Linked DNA regions of Homo sapiens: all the other regions are linked to region 1. The links are chromatin loops, found by intact Hi-C in ENCODE. Cell type or tissue: B cell. All regions are shown on one strand.

Region 1 (8,000 bases):
GGCGACAGAGCTAGAAAACAAAAAAAAAATCTCATCCCCAACATAGTAACACAAAGGAGTTCACATCAGCAAAAAGGATCATCTGAAATTAGGCTTAGAGGTCAAACAGTCTGTCCTAATGCAGTGGGACCCAGAGGCCCCGACCACCAGTTAACATCACTGGAGCCTAGAGACGCTCCGGGGCCCGGCACTAGGAGGAGATGGCATCTACTGTTAGCTTGTTTTCACCTTGGCCTTAGCAGCTACTGGAAAGGTGACGGTTCTCCGGAAATTACAGAATGATTGCCTGGATTCTTTTTTCTTTTCAAACGAATGGAGGAAAAGGGATTTTCTCACTTGCTTGAGAGATTTCCTGTTACTAATTAGAACATTACAATCTTAAGAGGATGATAGGTGACCCAAGTCTGAATTTGAAACTCTTCAGGGACAACGCTCCTTCAGAAAGGAATGGGCAAGGGTGTTCTTTGGAATCCTCAGATTTCAATTGTGTATGACAGAACACAGGGTTACATTAGGGTTTTATGAGCAAGAGGATACAGTGTGGAGACACAGGGCTTTATGAGACCCAAATTACTATGAACATTTACTACACGTGGTATTACATTTTTACCTCGTATCTTCCAGATGCTGGGCCCTTGTTTCTTTCCTCGACAAATGCCTGGCTCCCCATTGAACTCAGGTGCCACACGTGTTGGGCAAATCTGTGGGGAATGTTCCAGTGAAGGTCCTGTCCCCACCTGCAGTGACAGGAGACAAGTGGGCCTCTGATGTGGGGAGAGAAGGGCGCTCCCTGAGTGAGCCTCCTGCCAGCAGCCCGGAGCCGGCCTCAGACTCCACTCTCCCAGGAGGCCAGCACTCCCCAAGTTCTAGGACCTTCCTGGCCAAAGCCTTAGCCTAGCAGCCTGTCCACTGAGGAACTGACTGGATCCTGAAAAAGGTCCTTGTCAAGCACCAATGAACTCCTCCTCCATTCATCAGGGTTTCCTTGGTGTTAAGGGTTGAACTGTATCCACCCCAAAAAATATATGTTGGAATCCTAACACCTAGCACTTCAGAAAGTGACCTGATTTGGAAATAGGGTCTTTACAGAGGTAAACAAGTTAAAGGGAGATCATTAGGTGGGCTCCGATCCAGTGTGACTGGTGTCCTCATAAAAAGGACCAACTTGTCACAGAGATGGGCACGCATAGAGGGAAGAGGAAGTGCAAAGACACAGGGAGACGAGAACCATCCCAGAGCCAAGAAGAGTCTGGAACAGATCCTTCCCTCACCAGCCTCAGACCGAGCCAACCCTGCTGACACCTTGAGTGTGGACTTCTGCCTCCAGAACAGTGAGACAATCAAGCTCTGTTGTCCAAGCCCCCTTGATTGTGGCATTTGTTACATCAGCCCTAGCAGATGAATACACTTGGCCTCCTCTCCTCTGAGACCCAGGCAGGTCAGGGCCAAGGGGGAGCTCATCTGCATCTGAGCCACCCATCTTTGGAGTGAGGGCAATGAACTCAAGCAGGGCCAGGCAGTGTTATTAGGAATATTATAGGTGGCTGGGTTCCTTAGGATGGATTGAGACCCTTGGTCCAAAATCTAAATGTAATAGAAACATATTACATGTTTGTTGTGTGTGTGCATGTGTGTGTGTCCCATAGGATAGTGGGTGTGAAATGGTTACCCAGGAGTTAAGGTCCCCAGGAGGGTCTTGTCTTGAACAAGGTCTTGTTCAGGGTGGTGTACAGGTGGTACCTGTATCATGACGTCCCTATGTCTACCCCACAGAATCATTCCTATTCAGTGTGGACCCCCGTCAAAAAGTAAATCCCTGCCAAAAATAGCAAAATATACATTTGCCCATAAAGAGAAATTAATATAAATATATTCAGCTCCTCTGAAGAAAATTTTCTATAGACATGAAGGGCAGCAGCTTTAGCTACGTGCCATGACTTAAATGATCAGTCACTTCTTTTAAAAATCTGTTAAGAAAGCTAACTTTTTAAAAAAGTTGTGGGGTAGGGGGCAGGCATGGTGGCTCATGCCTGTAATTCCAGCACTTTGGGAGGCCCTGGTAGGAAGATTGCTTGAGCCCAGGAGTTCAAGACCAGCCTGGGCAACATAGTGAGACTCTGTCTCTAGAAAAAAAAATTAAAATTAGCTGGGCATGGTAATGCACACCTGTGGTCCCAGCTACTCCGGAGGCTGAAGTGGAAGGATTGCTTAAGCTGGGGAGGTAGAGGCTGCAGTGAGCTGTGTTGGTGCCACTGCACTCCAGCCTGGGTGACAGAGTGAGACCCTGTCTAAAAAAAATAAAAATAAAAAAAGTCACAGACAAGGTTGTACTTGATCTTACCTGAAACAAAACAGAGAGAAGTAGGATTTTTAAAAAGCTAGCTGGGTTTTTATAAATGGAATTATATAGATAGATTTTCAAAAGACCAAATAGAAATAAGTATCTTGCATAGTGAGGGCTTCCCACATGTTTTTATTTCTCCTCAAGCTTCCCCCTCCCTCCCTGCACCTAAATCCGTTCCCGGCTAGAGTTGCTAGAAGAAAAATACAGGACACCTAGTCAAATTTGCATTTCAAGAAAAACAAGGAAAGCTTTTTCAAAGTGTAAGTACATCCCAAATACTTCATGGGACATGTTTATACTAAAAATTCATTTGTTGTTTATCTGAAATGCAAATTTAACTGGGCATCTTTTTTGGGGTGTGCTGGATCTGGAGACCCTCTTTCTGCCAGAACGCACGGGCTGTGTGAGGGGCGTCCTACTGAGGGTCGGGCTTGATGGCCCGGGTCGGTTATATCTGTCCCCCGGCTAGGAGAGGCTCTGAGGCAATAACTGCAGCTGTTCCCCTCCCCCAGGACGGGGGTCGGGGGTCGGGCCTTGGGGAGCCCCCTTAGGAGGCAAGGCGCTAGAAACTAGAGAAGCGACAGGGACCCTTTTTTTGCGTCTGAGTCCAAGGAGAAACAGCTGGGTCTAAGGGAGACGGTCGGGACTCTGGGTCTGACTCAACGAATGCCGGAGGCCACCCTGAGCTCCAGAGTGGTGGAGTCCGGGACGTGGCTGCGAGGGGTCTGTGGGAGCCGGGGGCACGGCAGCGTCGCTCCAGCCCCACTGGCCGGCCCGGGACTCCAAGAAGAGGCAGCGGATCTCCCAGTCCCTGACCAGCCTGGCCGGGCCCCGGTCGGCCACCTCGCGCCCCCTGGTGGCCACAGAGGGAGAAGCCGCCCGCTCATTTCTCCTGCTGCCGCTGGAATCCGGACTCCGGGGGCTGAGCGCCTGGACCGGAAGGAGGAAGGGAACACGGCAGAGTCCTCGGGGGAGCTAGGGCTTCGTGGGGCAGGAAGAAGACAGTGGCCGTTTCCACCGAAGACACCACGTGCAGTGTCTTCACAGGCAAAGCAATCCCAGCTGTGAATCCCACGGAGCACCTACCTGCTCACCAAATTCTGGTGGCAGAACGAAGCCTCCGGTTGACGTCCCCAGGGGAGATCCCCCGTCGCTCCTGAGAACACCTTTGCCGACTCCCCTCTGCAGGCATTAGGCCATTGGGGAACTGAATGCTTTCCTGGCCCCACCAGTTAGCCACCTTGTGTGATACGGAAATCTCATCTTTTCAAATATAAGACTTGTCAAGCTGTAGGAAAAATACATGTGAACATCCTCCTCACTCAGCAGTAACATCCTCAGGCTCTTGCAGCTAACCCAAAATGAAAAGATCGAGGTCTGAAGACTTGGTTTACATTATTCACACAATGATTTCATCCTCTTTCCCCTTCCCTCAAGGCTGTGGGAATGTTCTCTAAGAGGTGGAAGAATCCAGACTCAGGTGTTCTGAGTGAAAATCAAGGGCAAGGGTTGTGCTTACGCCCCACGCGGCTCTTCCCCCACCCCGCCCGTCCCCCAGCAAGTTAAGGGCAGAGTGGTCAGAGCCAACGCTGTATTCAAGATGGCTAATTTTATTGGTCAGTTTGGCCAGACCAAGGTACCCAGATACTTGGTCAAACATTGATCTGGATGTTGCTGTGAATGTATTTTTCAGATAAGAATAACATTTAAGGTGGGGCCGAGGCAGGAGGATTACTTGAGTCCAGGAATTCAAGACCAGCCTGGGCAACATATGAGACTGTCTCCACAAAAAATTTTAAAAATTAGCCAGGCATGGTGGCTCCACCTGTGGTTCCAAACTATTAACTGCTTGAGCCCGGGAGGTCGAGGCTGCAGTGAGCCGAGATTACACCACTGCCAGCCTGGGCGACAGAGTGAAACCCAATCTTCAAAGAGAGAGAGAAAGAGACATTTAAACCAGTAGATTGGGTAAATTACCCTCCATAATGTGGGTGGGTCTCACCCAATCAGTTAAAGGTCCTTTCCTTTTAAGAAAGGAGAAAGCTCGACCTTCCTGAGGAAGAGGGAATTCCGCCTCCAGGAGGCCTTTGGTTTTGAGACTGCAGCATCAGTTCTTCCCTGGGTCTCCAGCTTGCTGATCTACCCTTGAGATTTAGGACTCAATCTCCACAATCACATGAGCCAGTGCCTTAAAAAATCAATCAATCTGTCTCTACTGATAGAAAGATCTATTATCTATCTATAGAGAGAGGGACATCTATATGTCTATATGGATAGATTATCCATCTAGAGAAATAGAGGGAGATTTATTAATAGGAGATATATATACATCCGTGTGTGTGTGTTTATCTGTCAATCTCCTGTCGGTTCGATTTATCTGGAGAGCCCTGACTGAAGGTCCTTAGGGCCTTGGCATCAGCTCAGCCCAGGACCATTCCCCTCACCCACTCCAGAGCATGGCTCTAGCAATCCCTATCTCCTGCCTTATCACCTTCCCTTTCCAGTGGGTGATTTCCTTCTGCAGAAAACAACTGTTGTTTCTCTCATTCTTGAAAATCTTGACCCCACTTCTCTTCCAGCTACTACTAGTTTTTGTTTTGTTTTTTGTCCTGTCTGCAACAAAATTCCTCTAAAAAGTCTGTACTTTCTCCAAGTTCTCTCCTCCAATTCTCTGTCATTTTATTGTGAAATATAGCACACACAGAGAAAAAGGGCAAAACCAGAAACATACAGTTTGATGATTTCTCCAAAACCCTTACAACCGCCAACCAGATCAAGAAATAGCACATTGGCAAGAGTTCAGAAGCCTTCCTCATGCCCCCTCCCAGTGTCCACCCCATCTGCCCCTAAGGGTAAACACCATCCTGACCTTCATGATAATCAGTTCCTTGATTTATTTTTTTTGTACCATCTAGGCATGCATCCCCAAACGCTGTACTTCATTGTTACCCATTTTTTGATCTTCAGATAATGAAATAACACAAGGAGTCATCTGTAAAATTTACCCATGTCAACATGTATAACTGCATTTCATTTGTTTTTGTTAAATTGTAGAATCTTTTTGTTGTTGTTGTTGCTGTTGTTGTTGTTTTGTTTTGAGACGGAGTCTCGCTCTGTCACCCAGGCTGGAGTGCAATGGCACGATCTTGGCTCACTGCAACCTCCGCCTCCCGGGTTCAAGCGATTTTTCCTGCCTCAGCCTCCCGAGTAGCTGGGACTACAGGCCCCCGCCACCAGGCCCGGCTAATTTTTGTATTTTTAGTAGAGATGGGGTTTCACCATGTTGGCCAGGCTGGTCTCGAACTCCTGACTTTGTGATCCACCCCCCACCCCCACCCCACCCCCTTGGCTTCCCAAAGTGCTGGGATTACAGGCATCAGCCACCATGCCCGGCCAGTACTTTGTGGAATCTTAATGCATTATTTATCCACTGCTGCATAATGTATTACCCCAAAACATAGCAGCTTTAGACTAACGTTTATTATTTCACATACGTTCTGAAAGTCAGGAATCTGAGAGTGGCTTAGCTGGGTGCTCTGGCCCAGGGTCCTCTCATGCAGTTGCAGCAAAGCTGCTGCCTGAGGCTGTCGTCTCTGAAGACTTAACTGGGGCTAAAGGAGCCTCTTCCAAACTCACTCCCAAGCCTGTTGACAGACTTGGGTTCCTCACTACTTGGGCCTCTCCATAGGGCTGCTCATGACATAGATTCCCCAGAGCAAATAAGCCAAGAGACAGAGTGTGAGTGACAGAGCTCCCAAGATGGAAGCTGTAATGTCACGTTGCCTGTCACGTGGCACAGCATCACTGCTGCCCACAAGCCACTGGTCACGTAGGAGAACCCTGGCCCACATGGGAGGGAACCACATGAAGATGTGAGCACCAGGAGGCAGGAATCATCTGAAAGGCTGCCTACCACAACCCTTGGATAAACACAGAAAAATGTACCCATTCTTTTAGTGGTAAACATTTAGGCTGTTTCTAGTTTAGGGCTATTGTGATAGAGCTTCTGTGAACATTCTTGTTCATGTCTATTGGTGCATACGTGCACGCATTTCTTTCGGGTAAATATCTAGAAGTGTAACTAACGGCAAACTGTTTTACAAAGTGATCCACAAATGTACACACCCTCCAGGAATATATGAGATTTCCAGTTGTTACATGTTCTCAATTCCACTTGATATGGTCCATCCCTTTAACTTCAGCCATTCTGGTGAGCTTGAATTAATAGCTCATCGTGGCTTCAATTTGCGTGTCCCTGATGGATAAAGAGCTTGAACAGCTTTTCATGTATTTCTTGGCCATTAGGATATGCTGTCTTGGGACATGCAGTAGACGTGGAGCTAGGGCGTTCAAGTCTTCCTTCCAGCAAGGACTTGCAGCCCAGCTGTGGGGAGTGTGGTTTGCAGACGGTCACCAGCTCCTTCAGGTTCTGCCCGAACAGCAGAGAACCACCTTGTCCAAGGTCATGCTCTTCCTGAGTATGACTGAGTGTTGAATGAGCAAGGGAAGGCCAAAGCACAGCCGTTCAGCCTGAATGGGGCGGATTGATAAGCAATTCCACTCCCAAGCCCCACCAGGTTGGCCCAAGCTGTGCTAGGCTACATCGCAGTTCAACTCCTTTCTCTGCTCCATCCTGCTTCTTCCCTCTTTGTTCACAATAAACATCTTGATTCCTAATAAACATCTTGCACCGCAAACTCCTTTCCAGGGTCTGCTTCTGAAGAAATCCATCTGCGGTGTGAAGTGCCTTTTTGAAAAAAAGGCCTATTGCCCGTCTTCCTGTGGGGTTGTCTAGTTTTTTTCTTACCAATTTGCTGCTTTTTGTTTAGTGTGGATACAAGTCCTTTGTCAATTACATGTGTGGCAAATATCTTCTCTCACTATGTGTCTTGCCTTGTTAATTTCTTTATTGTGTCTTTGAAGAACAAAAGGTCTTCATTTAGATGTAATTCAATTTATCAATTTATTTCTTTTCTATATACGTTCTTTGTATCCTGTTTAAGAAATATTTTCCTATCCTAAGGTTATGAATGTATTCTCCTATATTATATTCTAAAAGCTTTTATTGTTTTGCCTTTCAGATTTACATTTATACACCACCTGGAATTAATTGTTTCATAAGGCGTGAGGCTGGGACCATGTAACATTTTTTTCCCAATTGGATATGCTATTGCCCCAGCACTATATTTCGAAAATGCCTTCTTTCCCCATGGTGCTGTAATGCCAACTCGTCCCGTACATCAAGTGTGAGTCTGCCCACATATGTGGGTCTGTTTCTGGATTTCCATTCTATATCATTGGCCTATCTGTTTTTGTCCCAATACCACACAGTCCAATACCCATTGGTTTTTTTCCCCAATTTTTAAAAGTGTGGTAAAATACACACAACATAAAATTCACCATCTTAACTGGGTTTAAGAGTACAGTTCAGGCCTGGCGCGGTGGCTCACGCCTGTAATCCCAGCACTTTGGGAGGCCGAGGCGGGCAGATCACTTGACGTCAGGAGTTCAAGACCAGCCTGGCCAACATGATGAAACCCCATCTCTACTAAAAATACAAGAATTAGCCAAGTATGGTGGTGCGTGCCTGTAATCCCAGCTACTTGGGAGGCTGAGGCAGGAGAATCACTTGAACTTGGGAGGCAGAGGTTGCAGT
Region 2 (8,000 bases), 48 kb before region 1:
TTTTTAAATTTCTTTTCTTGCCTTGTTACAGTGGTTGGAAATCCAGGATAATGCTGCATATAAGTGGTGAGAAAGGACATCCATGCTTGTTCCTGATTTTAGCTTAAATTTTAAAAATATTTAAAGTATGATGTTATCTTTAGGTATTCATAGATGCTCTTTATCAAATTGAGAAACTTTCTTCTATTCTTAGTATCCTAAGAGGTTTTTTTAATCGTGAACAGACATTAAATTTTGCAAATGCATTGTCTACATCTATTGAGATGATCATATAATTTCTATCATTTATTCTGTTATGCAGAATTACACTGATGGATTTAGAATGCTAAACAAGCTTGCATTCCTGAAGTAAACTCCAGTAGACTATGACATACTATCCATTTTATGAGTTGATGAATTTTATTTGTTAATAATTTCTTAAGGATTTTTGCATATACATGCATGAAGGATATTGGTTTACAATTTTCTTTTCTTATAGTATCCTTGTCAAGTTTGATGACAGGATTATGGTGGCCTCAAAGCAATAACAAAGAAATCAGAAGTGTTTCCTCTGTCTCTGTTTTCTCAAAGAGCATATATAAGATATATTATTTCTCCCTCAAGTATTTGATAGAATTCATACAGAAGTCATCTGAGTCTGAAAGTCTTTTTATGGAAAAGTTTTTAATTATAAATTCATTTTTTTAATATAGAAGGCTTTTCTGGTTTTCTATTTCATCTTATGTCAGATTTGGTCAGTTGTGTTTTTCAAAAAATTTGTTGTGAATTTATTAACATAAATTGTTCATAATACTTCCTTGTTATTATGTTAATATTCTTAGTGATGTAGAGATGCCTCCTCTTTCATTCCTCTGCTGGTAATCTGCATTTTTCTTTCTTTTTCTTGATCAATCTTGCTTGGGGTTATCAATCTTATTTATTGATCTGTTCAAAGAACTTTTGATTTGCCAATATTTCTCTATTGTCTGATTTTTAGTCTATTGATTTTTGTTCTTAATTTGATTGCTTCCTTTTTTTTACTTTGGACTTAATTTACTCCTCTTTCTCTAGCTTCTTAAGGTAGAAGCCTAAATAATTGCTTGTAGACCTTTTCCTTTTCTAATGTGAATATTTAAAACCACAAATTCCCCTCTACTCGTCCCTTTAGTCACATCCAACACATTTTAGTATGCTGAGCTTTCTTTTCTGTTTTCATCAGTTCGAAATATTTTCTAATTTTCCTGGTGATTTCTTCCTTAACCCAAGGGTTATTTGGTAGTATGTTTTAATTTCTACATATTTGGGGTTTTCCTGACGTTTCTGCTATTGACTTCTAAAACACTCTGTATGATCTCAGTCCTTTGAAATGTATTGAGACTTGTTTTATGGCCCAGCTTATTGTCTATGTTGGTGAATGTTCCATGTGCATTTGAAAAGAAGGTGTATTCTGTAGTTCTATAGTGTTCTATAAATACCTATTAGTTAAGTTAGTTGATAGTGCTTTTCAAATCCTCTATACCCTTGTAAGTATTTCAGTTGTTCTGTCAGTTACTAAAACTGCAGTGTTAAAATCTGCAACCATAATTGTGAAATTGCCTATTTGTCCCTTTATTTCTGTATGTTTTTGCTACATGTATTTTGAAGCTCTGTTATTATAGTACAAATACATTAAGAGTTTCATATCTTCTTGATGATTTGACTCTTTTATTATTATGAGTGTCCCTCTTTATTTCTGATAAAACTGCTTGTCTTTAAGTCTACTTTGTATGATATTGCTATAGTCACTCCCTCTTTCTTATGATGAATGTTTGCACAGTATCTTTTATTGATCTCTTACTTGTAAACTACCTGCAATTTTATATAAAAAGTCTGTCTCTTGTAGCCAACATAGTTGGATCTTGTTTTTGTTATTCAGTCTGATAATCTCTGCCTTTTAATATGTGTTTGCTCCATTTATATTTTATGTAATTATTGATAGACAATAGACTTGAGTTTAAGTCTACCATCTTTCTATTTGTTTAGTTTTGTCCTTTTTTCTCTTTTCCTGCCTTCTTTTGAATTAGTTTTTTTATAATTTCTTTTCATCTCTGCTTTTTGCCTGTAAATCATTGCTTTCTTTCTTGGCTCAATTTCACTTATACTTTGTTCTTCAGTGGCTAATCTGTTGCTAACCCCATCCAGTGATTTTTATGTCTTATATTGTATTTTTCAGTTCTAGAATTTCAATTTCTACTTGTTTTTATCTTTAGAGTTTCCATTTCTTTTCTAAAATATCCATCTCTTTTCCTTAAATTATTTAACATATTTAAAATAGTTGTTTTAAAGCCCATTATCTGATGATTGCAATATCTAGGTCCACTGTGGATATGTTCCTTTTTTTTTTTTTCTAGTATTGAATCCACAGTGGGAATGTGGTTTTTTGTTTTGTTTTGTTGTTTTGAGATGGGGGGGTCTGAATTTGTTCCCCATGCTGGTCTTGAACTCCTGGGTTCAAGCCATCCTCCCCCCTCAGCCTCCCGAGTAGTTGGAATAGACTATAGGCACACACCACTGCCCTCAGCATGGATATGCTCCTATTGTCTATATTTTTCTTGACCATGGGTAACATTTTCCGCCTTCTTTACATGTCTAATTAAACAAAAATTAAACTCCAAAAATTGTGTTAACAGTGGATAATGTAACATACTAATTTTTTTGCTTGGTTTTATTTATTTCCCAGAATCGCAAGCCCTTTTCTCTATCTAGGGGCTATTCAAATTTGCCTACAATTGAGTTGAACTAGTGCTGAGCTGCAGCTTTATTTAGATTGAGTTTACCTGTTGTTTGCCCAATACCCAACCAGTCTCATCTATTTTTTGTTTACCTTTGAATTCAACTCCTGCAGGAGTCCCAGGATGCAAAAACCAGAAGAATGTTGGAAAAGATGTGATTTTTATCTACCTATTAGCCTTTCCTTCACTGGTCCTTTCTCAGCAAAATTCAGAAAGGGGGAGGTTTGGGGTATTTTAAAAATGAATTTGTGTTTTTTGTGTATGTGTTTTGTGCCACTTAAGAATTTATTGCTTTTCAGCAACAAATCCATCTTTCTTTCCCCCTCTCTGTTATACTGGGGCCCAATTCTACAGACATTACTTCTTTGCCAGTTGGCTTAATGTTAGGTCCTGTCAATAGAGGGCATTGGAGACACATTGCAAGTCTGGAAGAGGAAAAAAGGACTTTTTCTTCTTCCAGTGTTGTATTTTTCTACTTGGTGGCAAGTAGATCAATAAGCAAGGGTCCTGGCAGTGTTAAACAGAGGAGGACAGTTATTTGATTTGGGAGCAAGTGCTCCCCAATATCAGTCAACTTGCCCTGTCCATTGACAAGAGTCCGAATCTTAACCTTGCAGGGGCTCCCCTCTTCCAAGTTTCTGCGTTCCTTCATCATTTACTTTTCTTTGAACTTTCAGAGTAGTTACTGATCTCTGCATTTACTACTTTAAGAGTTTTTTATATTAAAACTTCCCTATTCCAATTGCCAATGTGGTTTATGTCTTCTGACTGAACCAGAGGGTCCTTCAGATTCCAGTCCCTTCTAGTAGCACATGCTGTTATGTAAAGCCCAACCGATTTCTCCTTGTAAATTCTCTGTCTATGGTAAGCCCACTCTTCCATTGCAGACCCAGGTCACACTCTCACTGTTCTCCAGACAGCACTATCTTTATACACACGATTCCCAACTCCTGTAATCCCTTCCCCACCTCCCTTTTCTGGCTAGGTACATACGAAGTCATCCTCCCAGATGGCTCAGAGGGCGTCTCCTTGGCGAGACTCCAGTCCTCCACCCACCTATGCCTGCCTACCTGCCCCCCACCCCAGGTATGGAACCTATAACTCTGCTAATCCTACAATGAGCTCATTTCTCTCCAGAATAGAGTCCATCGAGATTTTTTTGTGTCCATTACTTTTCACTAGTCTCATAGAAAAGTATGGTTTTAATTTCTCCAGGTTTTTCCCAAGTCCAAATGTCTTTCACATCCTTCTACATCCTAACTGGAAGCAGAAGCTTCTAGGTATTCTTACATATGCAAAGTTCCTGGAAGGATATGTTGCTGACAGGGCGTATGACTGAGAAATGTGGAATGGGGGTTAGCACATGGAGGGTGGAGACAGAAATTCTGACTTTTGACTACAGTCTTCATTATTCATTTCTTTTTTTTTTTCCTGAGACCGAGCCTTGCTCTGTCACCCACGCTGGATCTCGGCTCACCACAACCTCCGCCTCCCAGGTTCAAGTGATTCTCCCGCCTCAGCCTCCCGAGTAGCTGGGATTACAGACACCCGCTACCACACCTGGCTAATTTTTTTTTTTTTGTATTTTTAGTAGAGACAGGGTTTCACCATGTTAGCCAGGATGGTCTCGATCTCCTAGCCTCATGATCTGCCCGCCTCTGTCTCCCAAAGTGCTGGGATTACAGGCGTGAGCCACTGCACCCGGCCTATTCATTTCTTTACTCAACAAATATTTCTCAAGTGCCTCCTACGTGCCAGTGTTCTGAGCACTGAGGATACAGTACGAGCAACAACAAAAAGTCACTGTTCTCACGGAACTTATATTCGTGAGAGACAGACAATAAACAACCAAATGATATGCAGCAAGTCAGGTGATGATAAATATTACAAGAATAAATTAGATTAAGGGGGATAGAGCATGATGGCAGTGAGCATGTTATTTGACATTGATGGTCCAGTCTCACTAAGGTATGTTTGAGCAGAGACTTCAAGGAACTTAAAGCTATGGGCATATGGGAGTGAAAAACATTCCAGGCAGAGAAAACAGCAAGTGCAAAAGTCCTGTGGTGGACAGTTCAAAGACAGTCAGGAGCCCAGGGTATTGGGTGCAGAGTGACAGAGGGAAGGCGGGGTAGGAAATGGTGTGGGAGAGAGGTGGGGGCAGAGCATAGAGTGTCTTTCAGGCCACTTAAGAGCATTGGCTCGAGGGAGGGAGGGAGGAAGGAAGGAAGGAAGGAAGGAAGGAAGGAAGGAAGGAAGGAAGGAAGGAAGGAAAGAAAATTGGAAAGGCTCCTCCTCTCCCTCTCCCTCCTCTCCCTCTCCCTCCCCCTCCTCTCCCTCTCCCTCCTCTCCCTCTCCCTCTCCCCCTCCCTCTCCCTCTCCCCACGGTCTCCCTCTCCCTCTCTTTCCACGGTCTCCCCCTGATGCCGAGCCAAAGCTGGACTGTACTGCTGCCATCTCGGCTCACTGCAACCTCCCTGCCTGATTCTCCTGCCTCAGCCTGCCGAGTGCCTGCGATTGCAGTCGCGCGCCGCCACGCCTGACTGGTTTTCGTATTTTTTTGGTGGAGACGGGTTTTCGCTGTGTTGGCCGGGCTGGTCTCCAGCTCCTAACCGCGAGTGATCCGCCAGCCTCGGCCTCCCGAGGTGCCGGGATGGCAGACGGAGTCGCGTTCACTCAGTGCTCAATGGTGCCCAGGCTGGAGTGCAGTGGCGTGATCTCGGCTCGCTACAACTTCCACCTCCCAGCTGCCTGCCTTGGCCCAGCAAAGTGCCGAGATTGCGCCTTTGCCCGGCCGCCACCCCATCTGGGAAGTGAGGAGCGTCTCTGCCTGGCCGCCCATCGTCTGAGATGTGGGGAGCGCCTCTGCCCGGCCGCCCTGTCTGAGAAGTGAGGAGACCCTCTGCCTGGCAACCGCCCCATCTGTGAAGTGAGGAGCCCCTCCGCCCGGCAGCCACTTTGTCTGGGAAGTGAGGAGCGTCTCCGCCCGGCAGCCACCCCGTCTGGGAGGGAGGTGGGGGTCAGCCCCTCGCCCGGCCAGCCGCCCCATCCGGGAGGGAGGTGGGGGGGTCAGCCCCCCGCCCGGCCAGCCGCCCGGTCCGGGAGGTGAGGGGCGCCTCTGCCCGGCCGCCCCTACTGGGAAGTGAGGAGCCCCTCTGCCCGGCCACCACCCCGTCTGGGAGGTGTACTCAACAGCTCATTGAGAACGGGCCATGATGACAATGGCGGTTTTGTGGAATAGAAACGGGGGAAAGGTGGGGAAAAGATTGAGAAATCGGATGGTTGCCATGTCTGTGTAGAAAGAGGTAGACATGGGAGACTTTTCATTTTGTTCTGTACTAAGAAAAATTCTTCTGCCTTGGGATCCTGTTGATCTGTGACCTTACCCCCAACCCTGTGCTCTCTGAAACATGTGCTGTGTCCACTCAGGGTTGAATGGATTAAGGGTGGTGCAAGATGTGCTTTGTCAAACAGATGCTTGAAGGCAGCATGCTGGTTAAGAGTCATCACCACTCCCTAATCTCAAGTACCCAGGGACACAAACACTGCGGAAGGCCGCAGGGTCCTCTGCCTAGGAAAACCAGAGACCTTTGTTCACTTGTTTATCTGCTGACCCTCCCTCCACTATTGTCCTGTGACCCTGCCAAATCCCCCTCTGCGAGAAACACCCAAGAATGATCAATAACAAAAAAAAAAAGAAAAAGAAAAAAAAAAAAAAAGAGCATTGGCTCTTTTTCTGAGCAAGATGTGGAGTCACTGGGCATTTCTGAGCTGAGCAGAAATGTGATCTGACTCATTTAAAAAGGCTCACTCTGGCTGCTAGTTGGAGAGCACAGCTTTGTGAATTCTGTACTAATTTGCTAATTTACATTTTAAACATGAAACGTGTGTGTGTGTGCACAACTTGTACAACTCAAAAATATAATTAAAGAAAAAGGTCTGCTACAAAATAAGCCCTGGCAGGATGCCCATAGTTACTGGAGGCCAGGCCCCAAGGCCAGGCCCCCTTGGGAAGGCAAGATGGGATCCAGGTCTCCATTCTCAATTTTAATTTCAGCCTTTCAGATGCAGGGTGCCCAAAGGAGAGTCTGGAGGGGCCAGGAGAGAATGTGGGCCAGAATCAAATTGCAATATGTTGCAATTTGCATTCCAAGTATATCTAATTTTCAGAATCAAAACACAATATTTTATACCTATGTGTATATATGTACAGACACACACACCTATTTAATTTTTAAATATGGCTTAGCTCTCCAAACATCTTCTCCTAGCAGCAGAGAATATTATCCAGTTGTCCCTTTTTAAAAATCTCTGGAAAGGATAAAGTGTGGCAGCCAGAGCTGGGCTCACACCTGTAAACCCAGCACAACTGGGAAGCCAAGGCGGAAGGATTGCTTGAGCCTAGGAGTTTGAGACCAGCCTGGGCAACATAGTGAGACTCTACAAAAATTAAAAAATTAGCCAGGCGTGATGGTGTGCCCCTGTGGTCCCAGCTGCTTGGGAGGCTGAGGCAGGAGGATCTCTCGAGGCCTGGAGCTCAAGGCTGCAATGAGCTGTGTTCGCACCACTGTACTCCAGCTTGAGCAACAGAGTGAGACCCTGTCTCAAAACTAAACAAATAAAGTGGCAGCCAGACCCCAAATGAGGGCTTTACACAGTCAGTCAACTCAGCTCATCCTCACAATAAGCCTGTGCTGGAGGCATTCCTACCTATTTTGCAGGTGAGGAAAAAATGGCTATAGGAAGCAAAAAGAGGGATCAGTAGGCTTGAGGCAGGAAGTGAGTACTGGAGAGTTAGGGGTGTGGAGCAGGCATGGGGTGGCTGTCAAGGGTGGTGCCATCAAAACCATATGGCCCCCAAATCTGAAATGTTCTCTATTTGGCCCTTTATAGAAAATGTTTGCTAACCCCTCTACTACACCATCAGCTCCATGAAGGCTAGGATCACACCCTACTTATCTTTTATTCTAAGACAGTGCCTAAAATACAGGGATAACAAAGTCTAAATGAATAAATGAGAAAACATCAGATATCATCTTTTTTAGTGGCATGCTTATTCTCACTAATTGTGAGGAGGACTGAGATTGTGGCCTTTTGAAAGCATCACGTCCTTCCATTTTCATACCCCCATTTAAATGAAAGTGAAGGATGGCAGCCACTGCTGAAATACTTAATACACCTGAAATCCTGACACTGGCCTGATTTTATGGGCCCTGGTGTTTCTGTTACATGAAAGCTGTCAAACTACAC
Region 3 (8,000 bases), 170 kb before region 1:
CAAAAAACACCATTTTTTTTTTTTAAGGAAAGGGTCTCAGGCTGCCCAGGCTGCACTCCTTGCTATGGAACTATAGGCAATGTCTCGTGTGTCTGGACTCTCCTTCTAGGTTCTGCTGACCTTGTCTGTGTCTCCTGTTATTCCTGTTCCATACCAAGTAGCATTTTCTTGGGTTTTTGTTTTTTTTTTTTGTACCTATTCCCTGTTTCAGTGCATGTACAGGAAGAGTTGTCTCATCAGGTGCCACTAAGGAAAACTTTCTCCATCAAGCTGCCTGCTGTGCACGTTGCCTGGGCTTTGCCTACCCCTGGTGCTGCATCTGCCTGTGTTCTGTCTTCTGGTTCTGCTGTGCTGTGGGGGAGGGGACGCTTGTACTCCTCTCCTTTTGGCAGGAAGAGTCACTTCCACATTGAGGTCAGAATTGAAAATGGATTTCCCCGTTGGGCAGAGGGATGGAGGCCTGCACTTCCTGTGTAGTGTAATTAATCGCTGCCCCTTCCCTGCCTGCAGCCGTCCAGGCTCAGGGCCGGCCCTGATTAACCATTTCCTGCCCAACGTTGTGAAGGCTACGAAAGACCTGTGTGAGCTTTCGCATCCTTCCTTCCTACAAGTTCGCTATTAATCTCTTGTAGGCCATCCCTCAGGTTAGGGAGCTCTCTGTGCTGGGCTCGTTTCTGCTGTGTGGGGAGAACTCAGTGCCCAAGAGGCTCCATGGAGCAGAAAAGCCTGAGTCCAGAGGAAGAGGGGCAGGAGCTGAGGAAGCGAGGACGGCAGGGCCCTGCTTACGGAGCAAATTTAGTCCATCTTTCTCACTCCCTTCCCATGCCCATGGCTATGTCATCTCAAATGGACAGGGCTCAAAAGAAGGCTTCTCTTCGCCCTTCTAGCTGCCTGATTTTCATGTCATCTGAAGGTACAGTGAGTAAAGAACATGACCTCAGAGATGACATTTGGAAGCCTTTAGGTTGGTTTGAATTCCTGCAACTTCGGAGCCGTCCCTTTCTCACATGTGCATAAGCCATGACATTTGAGAGCTGGAAAGGACAGGATTGTTCGTATTGTTCAATGCCCTCATTTTTGCACATGTGGGAAGTGAGGTATAGAGAAAGGCGGAGTGACTTGTCTAGTGGCAGTTAGCTCGTGAGTAGCAGGATCAAGATGGGAACCCGGGTCTTCATGAACTCTCCGAATGCTTCTTTCAGCAGTTACTTTGGAATTAGAACCGATTAAAGTGTTTGCTGCCTTGATGTGGGGTGTGAGTTGTGTTCCACAGACACAGAGCTCGGTGGATTAATGGTGTGCTGGAACGTGTTTAACTGTGGGCTCTCTGAGGGGAAAAAGCGTGATTATCCATAAGTACGTAAGTTTATTATACATTTTGCTGTTATGAAAGATGTGGAACATGCAATTTATAATAACGATAAAATATATAACACTCTTTGTTATAAATTCCATAGAACCAATAGATTCTCACAGCATGGTCTTGTTGATTTTTGTTGAATTCTTGTAACTACCTGGTTGCAATTGCTGAATGAGTGTAGTTCTGATATAAATGTTGAATGATATTTTCTTGTATGTTAATGTATTAGACAAAAGTGAAACCACGAAGACATAGGTTGAAACCTCACTCATTCATCAACGACATGAGTGACTTCTTTTCTAAATCAAATACTGGGAGAATATTTCCTCAAATTTTCATGTTATTCACAATGTAACAGCCACAGACACAGACGTGGCACTCTTTTGAGTTTAATCTTCATTATGAACATTCCCCATCACTTTAAGTCTAGACAAGCAACAAAACAATAAATCAAGACCTGATTCCCAGCACTTGCCAATTTACATCCATGGTGTAAATATTCTCACCATGACAGATTTCAAGCTAACACTGTGATGTCACAGAACTCAATTAGAAAGACATGTGTAGCCACACATTCTTATATAATTTTCTACTATGCAGATATAATAGATGTAAATAACCTCAAGAGAATAGATGATAATATAATGTAGTAAAATAATGGAAACGATATGTTCTTAGCATTTATTACCTTTTCTTTTAATATAACTTATTTAAGTGTGTATAATTTAACTTTTAATAATGTCTATACTTAACAGCTTCTCAGAAAATTTCTGAAAATTTAGAATCAGCTCTTGTGAGCTGATAGAAGCAACCTCCAGCGTGTCACTAGCAGAAGATCAATGGGATGGTGCTTAGCCTGGCTTTACTCTTCTCAGTGTATACCCAAGGCCACTAGACTGAGGAGGCCAGGACGATGGCTATTTGGGTAAGAAGGCATGGGCCGAACTCATGCTGAGGGATGGGGTAAATTTAAGAACAAGAATTAGATCCCATGTACTAGGTAACTAAAGATATTTCGGGGTGCAGTTTCCAAATACTATAGAAAATAGTTTTAAATATCAGACTGTCAAGAAAATGGAAAGGAAACAAGGGGAGAAGAAGAAAGAGAAATAAGAAGGAGAAAACCTGATTAAATAGTAAACGCTTTTTACTAAAAACATAATTTGCTGACACAGAACTTAGGCCTGCTTTTGCGGAAGCTGCCTGACCCATCGCTCCTGCAGCCTCCCACAGGCGCGCACTGTGGTGGACATGGGGCGGGGCCCCTTGGGTATTCCCTGTTTGAGGACCTGACCTCTTACTTCTTTGGAAGGAGAGGATGAGATTACCAGAGCTTTGGATCCATTTTTGGATCAAATGAAAACCGCAGGCTAATCCTTAATGCGTCCCTCTCCTCTTACAGATGCTGGCCTCACCCCAGGGGCGGGGCATCAGATGCCTCACAGTCCCAGCCCGAGGGGGAGGCCGAAAGTCACATGCTGCCCCTGAGGTCTGGGACGGCCTCTCCTTCCCCCTCAGCCGAACTCAGTGCCCTGGGGAACCCATTTTTCCTGACTCAGCTCCAGTACCACCTCCTTTGTGAAGCTGCCTAGTCTTTTTCTGTTGCTGTAACTGCATACCTGAGACTAGGTAATTTATAAAGCTAAAAAAAAAAATTATTTCTGACAGTTCTGGAGGCTGGGAAGTCCAAGGTCTAGGAGCACATTTGGTGAGGGCCTTCTTGCTGATGGGGCCTCTCTGCAGAGTCCTGAGGCGACCCAGGGCATCACATGGAGAGGGGCCTCATCAGAGAGAGCCAATTTGGCCTTTTGTAACAGACTGGCTCTTGCGATAACTGACCTACTCCTGTGATGACCATTAGTCCATTCATGAGGGCAGAGCGCTCACCACCCAATCAGCTCTCAAAGGCCACACCTCACAGTGCTGTTATATTGGGGCATGAATTTCAACATGAGTTTTGAGGAGACAAACATTGGAATGGTAGCAGAAGAGATGATGCCCCCAGGCAGTCACCCACTCTCTCCTCCTTTCCCTCACAGCATTTGTAAGTTACTGGACCTTTTTATTCACTTGTCTATCTTCTCAACAAGACTGTGGGCTCTTCAAGAGAAAAGACCTCTTGTCAGTGCCTGGTGCATAATAGGTCTCAATAGATCTTAGGCCCTGCATCACTTTAATGATTCTCAAATACGTGTGCATAAGAATTACTTGAAGAATGGGTTAAATTGCAGATCCCCAGACCTCAGATTAGTGATCTTATAATCTGCATCTTTTAATAAGACTGTGTGATTCTGAGGCATTCATGTTCACAAACCACACTTCGAGAAATACAAATTTGTTCAAACATTTTATAGGTGGGGAAACAGAGGGCTGGAGATTAATTAACAGAGGGCTGCTTTCAGACTCTTGACTACTCAATGTAATGGGAGATCCTGGTGCTTTCAGATAGAACTATCTTAAATTTTTATTAATCTAATTAAGCTCATCACAGTCACAGTGATGATCATTGTTTGGAATATTAACAATGCCTTGAACGAAAATCATTGAATACCACATTTTAAAATAATAACAAGGCTTAACATGGTGGCTCACACCTGTAATCCTAGCACTTTGGGAGGCTGAGGTGGGCAGATCCCTTGAGGTCAAGAGTTTAAGACCAAGCTGGACAACATGGTGAAACCCCATCTCTACAAAAAATACAAAAATTAGCTGGGCACGGTGTCTCACATCTGTAATCCTAGCTGTCGGGAGGCTAAGGTGGGAGGATCACTTGAGCCTGGGAGGCGGAGGTTGCAGTGAGCCGAGATTGTGCCACTGCACTCCAGCCTGGATGATAGAGCTGGGTCTTGTCTCAAAAATTTTTTTTAATTAAAAAAAAAAATAGTAACAAGACTCTCTACTATTTAGTTAGATCCCTTTTCTCAAAGCGTAGGCATGCAGACACGGGGCACCCTCTCCCTCTGCTGCCATTAGTGTCTCCTTAGAATTTGAATTGTTTTTCCACTGACAACAGAACAAGTCCCTAGGGTGATTTATGCCTCCAAGGTGTCATTTGCCTCAATGGCTGTCCCCAGAGGCTGTTTGCCACAAGCTCTATTTCCAGCAGGGTGTCCTCTGACCCCTCTGACACCCACACTTTATGGTGGCAGATATAGGGCCCCAAAGTAGAACAATGTTCAGGCATCTGGCTCATGCCCGCTTTTATGAGCAAAACCTTATTTCACCTGCCAGTCTTTTGGTGAGCATTGTGTGTGCTGGTTCCTGCCTTGGGCAGCAGGTGCCACCTAGAGGGCCCTGTGACTGCCACCGTGGCTTGGCAGGGGCTGGGCAGCCTGGGTCCTGAGGAAACTCAGCGGACATCCACTGAGGGTCACACAGGCCCCTAAGCAGCCCTGACACTAAGCCACCCTGAAGCCCTGGGCGTCCGAGGAGGGGGCTGTCGGGGAACCCGGGAAGAACAATAGGAGGTGGGCCTGGTTCCTAGCACTCAGCCACCTTGCTTGACGTAATTCTGAGAGGAAATGGGCAAGAACTCTGTTTGTCGGCCACAAGGTGTCAGCAGCGGGCTGGCCAGGGGATGGCTCTGCGAGCAGGCCCAGGAGGAGCCGCAGCACGCTGAGAGGGTGTTGCTGGTTGCTCTTTGAAGTTCCTAGTTTGCAGAGACTGCTTTTCTTATTAGTGGGGGCCTGATGATTACGATACCAAAAGACCCCTCTCTGCCTTGCCTGCGGACCAGCCACATGCCTCTCTCTGCTTTCAGTTGGGTAAAATTGCCGCCGCCGGACACCTCAACCAAGCCTGAACTGCAGCTTGAAGAGCTGGATGCAGGTGGAGATTTGGGGATAACACCACACAAAGCAATGATGTAGGAGGTGTATGAAGACGGAGTAGTTCAGGACACTCCTTTTTAAAAAATTGGATATGAGTTCTGGCTTGCCTGCGCGCTAGGTGTGAATTTGAAGTCTGGGTTTGCATCCCCATCTGTAAAATAGCATGTTTCCCATCTTTCAAACGACGATATCCACAGGCTTCTTATGTGGGTCAAATGAGATCAGGTAATTTGCAAACTATGAGGTACTATACACACGTGGGTGCGATTGTTGGGGCTTATCTTTTGGCCCAAGCTGTGTCCTAGAGCTTCCTTCTGACTAGAGGAACAGACACTGAAGCACAAACGGATGGCTGACTCTTCCGAGCGGGTCATGTGCAGTCTCCGTGTGAGCTGCCAGCCATCAAGTTCCGATCCAGCCTGATAGAGTCATCTTCCAACTAGATTCTTCCTGGATGCCTTTGCATGGCTCGTGTCCAACTGGAAAGCTGGCAGTGGATGCTCGCTCTTCCCTCTTCACTGAGCCCGCTTTTCCATACTGGAAGAAGATGAAACACACATTTCAGAATGTAAGTTTTTCCTGCCGGACACTATCCCCCCTGGAGTGATGGAGAAAAATATTAGATGAAGTCAGGGGATAACTGAGTAACATACTGATTTATAAACTCATGGAATCAAATGAAAGTGTTTTTTCCACTGGTGGGGTTATTTATTATGTCCTGGCTGGACAGATCCCAGAGAGGAAGAGGCTTTGGTCCCTGAGCAATAGAAGTAGCAGGAACCAATTTTCTCCATTGCTCTGCTTTAAAAAAAAAAAAAAATAGAACTCACCTGGCTTTGAAATTCATCCCACTCATCACCTTTGGAGTGAGTGGGGACTAAGGCACAGGCCCCATCATGCTGGGATGTTGGCAAAGAAGAGATGAGGCTGCTGCTACTGGTCATTGCTCTGTGGAGCTTTTCATGTGGCCTGTTTCTTGGTGGAAATAAACTACCTGGAAAGTATATTATGAAAAACTCTGATGGGATTTTGATTGTAATTTTACTGTTTATATTAATTTGTGGAAAAGTGTCATCTTTGTGATATAAAGTTTTTCCATCCATGAACATGGTGTATCTTTCCGTTTATTCGATTTCTTTTTTGTGTGTTTCAAAGAAACCTTTTAAGTTTCTGTGTAAAGGCTTTGGGCATCTTATGTTCAATTAATTTCTAGATAAATTATAAGCTTTTTCATGCTATTGTAATGGAATCTTTAAAAATACATTTTGTTATTGTTGCTGTTATGTAGGTAAATATTTGTGTGTGTGTGTGTGTGTGTGTGTGTGTGTGTGTTGATAGAAATTGACTGAAGCCTTATCAGTTCTAATGGTTTGTTTATTGTTTTGGATTTTCTGTGTAAACAATGATATTGAATAATGCACATTTCAGCTTTTCCTTTTTAATCCTGATATATTTTGTTTCTTTTTGTTTTGTTACACTGTCAGTTAGCATCTTGAGGTCATCCTACTTGTCCTGACTTCAAGGGAAATTTTTTGGCATAAATGTTTTATTTTTAAATAATTTTAAATTTATTTTAAGAACTTGCAAAGATAGTACATAGAGTTGCCATAGACCCCTCACCCAGTGTCCTCCATTGTTAACAATTATAGAACATGGTACCCATGTCAAAACTAAGAAACCAAAACTGATGTATCAATATTCACTAAACTCTAGAGTTTATTCAGATTTCACTAGTTCTTCCGCTAATGTTCCTTTTCTGCCCCAGGATCCCATCTAGGATATCCCATTCTGTTTAGTCATCATATCTTCTTAGTCTCCCCTGGTCTATGACAGTTTTTCCTTCTTTCTTTTTCATGACCTTGACACTTTTGAGGCATATTGGTTAGGTATTTTATGGAATGTTTCTCAATTTTGAGTTTGCCTGATGTTTTTCTCATGAATAGAATGTGTTTATGGTTTTTTGGGAATAATATCAGAGCAGTGTCCTTCTTATCATGTTGTATCCAAGAGTACATGCTGTCAACATGAAGCATCACTGGTGAAGTTAGCCTTAGTCACCCGACTAAGGCAATGTTTGCCAGAGTTTTCCATAGGAAAGTTACCTCCCCTATGCCCTTTCCATTCACAATTGCAACCCATCCTTAAGTGGGAGAAGGGGGAAAGGGGAGAGGGATTGTATTAGTCTGTTCTCACGCTGCTACGAAGAAATACCCAAGACTGGGTAATTTATAAAGAAAAGAGGTTTAATGGACTTGCAGTTCTGCATGACTGGGGAGGCCTCAGGAAACTTACAATCACATGGCAGAAGGCACCTTTTCACAGGGTGGCAGGATGGAGTGAGTGCTGAGCAAAGGGGGAAAAGCCCCTTATAAAACCATCAGATCTCGTGAGAACTCACTTACTCTCACAAGAACAGCATGGGGGTAATCACTCCCATGATTCAATTACCTCCACTGCATCCCTCCCGCTACACTTGGGGATTATGGAAACTTCAATTCAAAATGAGATTTGGGTGGGGACACGGCCAAACCATATCGGTGAGGATTAAGTTTCACCTCCTAGAGGATGGAGTATGTTCATATGCTGTATTATCTGGAATCCTTCTGTAAGAAAGACTTGTCTTTCCTATTTATCTGTCCATTTGCTTATTCAATCAGTTATTTATATCAGTATGGACTCATGTATTTTCTTATACTCTGGCTTATAGTATGTTATTTATTTTCTTGCTCAAATTCTTCCAGTTTGGGCATTGGAGCTCTTTCAGGTTGGCTCTGGTGTCCCTTTGACATGCCCCTATACTTTTATTTTTT

Evidence for each region. Peaks named below come from ENCODE experiments on the same cell type or tissue, not always from the same donor. Only the 100,000 strongest peaks of a DNase experiment are listed, where the experiment ranks them.
Region 2: a loop joins it to region 1, with 2.1 times the contacts of the local background. A loop is called at or near these places in 23 of 110 quality-filtered maps.
Region 3: it touches region 1 in a loop (30-fold over the local background); 91 of 110 quality-filtered maps call a loop at or near these places.

Annotation. Positions count from the first base shown.
Region 1 is chr6:107,845,212-107,853,211 of GRCh38, forward strand. It overlaps a transcript of SCML4 not described here. Among named protein-coding and RNA genes, the nearest start is that of SCML4, 25 kb to the left of the region's middle. RefSeq lists silencers at 2,974-3,268, 3,040-3,139. In B cell, CTCF peaks have their summits at 3,216 (motif pointing left) and 3,419; a DNase peak (open chromatin) is centred at 3,190; H3K4me3 peaks cover 1,253 bases; H3K27ac peaks cover 656 bases; H3K27me3 peaks cover 948 bases.
Region 2 is chr6:107,797,614-107,805,613 of GRCh38, forward strand. All of the region lies in intron 1 of SCML4 (Scm polycomb group protein like 4), which reads right to left. Among named protein-coding and RNA genes, the nearest start is that of SCML4, 23 kb to the right of the region's middle. In B cell, a CTCF peak has its summit at 3,170; no DNase peak of the experiment used is centred here.
Region 3 is chr6:107,670,604-107,678,603 of GRCh38, forward strand. LOC124901367 (a long non-coding RNA gene) reads left to right here and starts at 4,268. Exons shown (of 2, transcript XR_007059694.1): 1 at 4,268-5,758. RefSeq lists enhancers at 268-327, 2,726-3,225, 4,123-4,704, 4,705-5,285, 4,819-5,018. In B cell, CTCF peaks have their summits at 4,877 (motif pointing right) and 5,079; DNase peaks (open chromatin) are centred at 388 and 4,878; H3K4me3 peaks cover 1,134 bases; H3K27ac peaks cover 1,139 bases.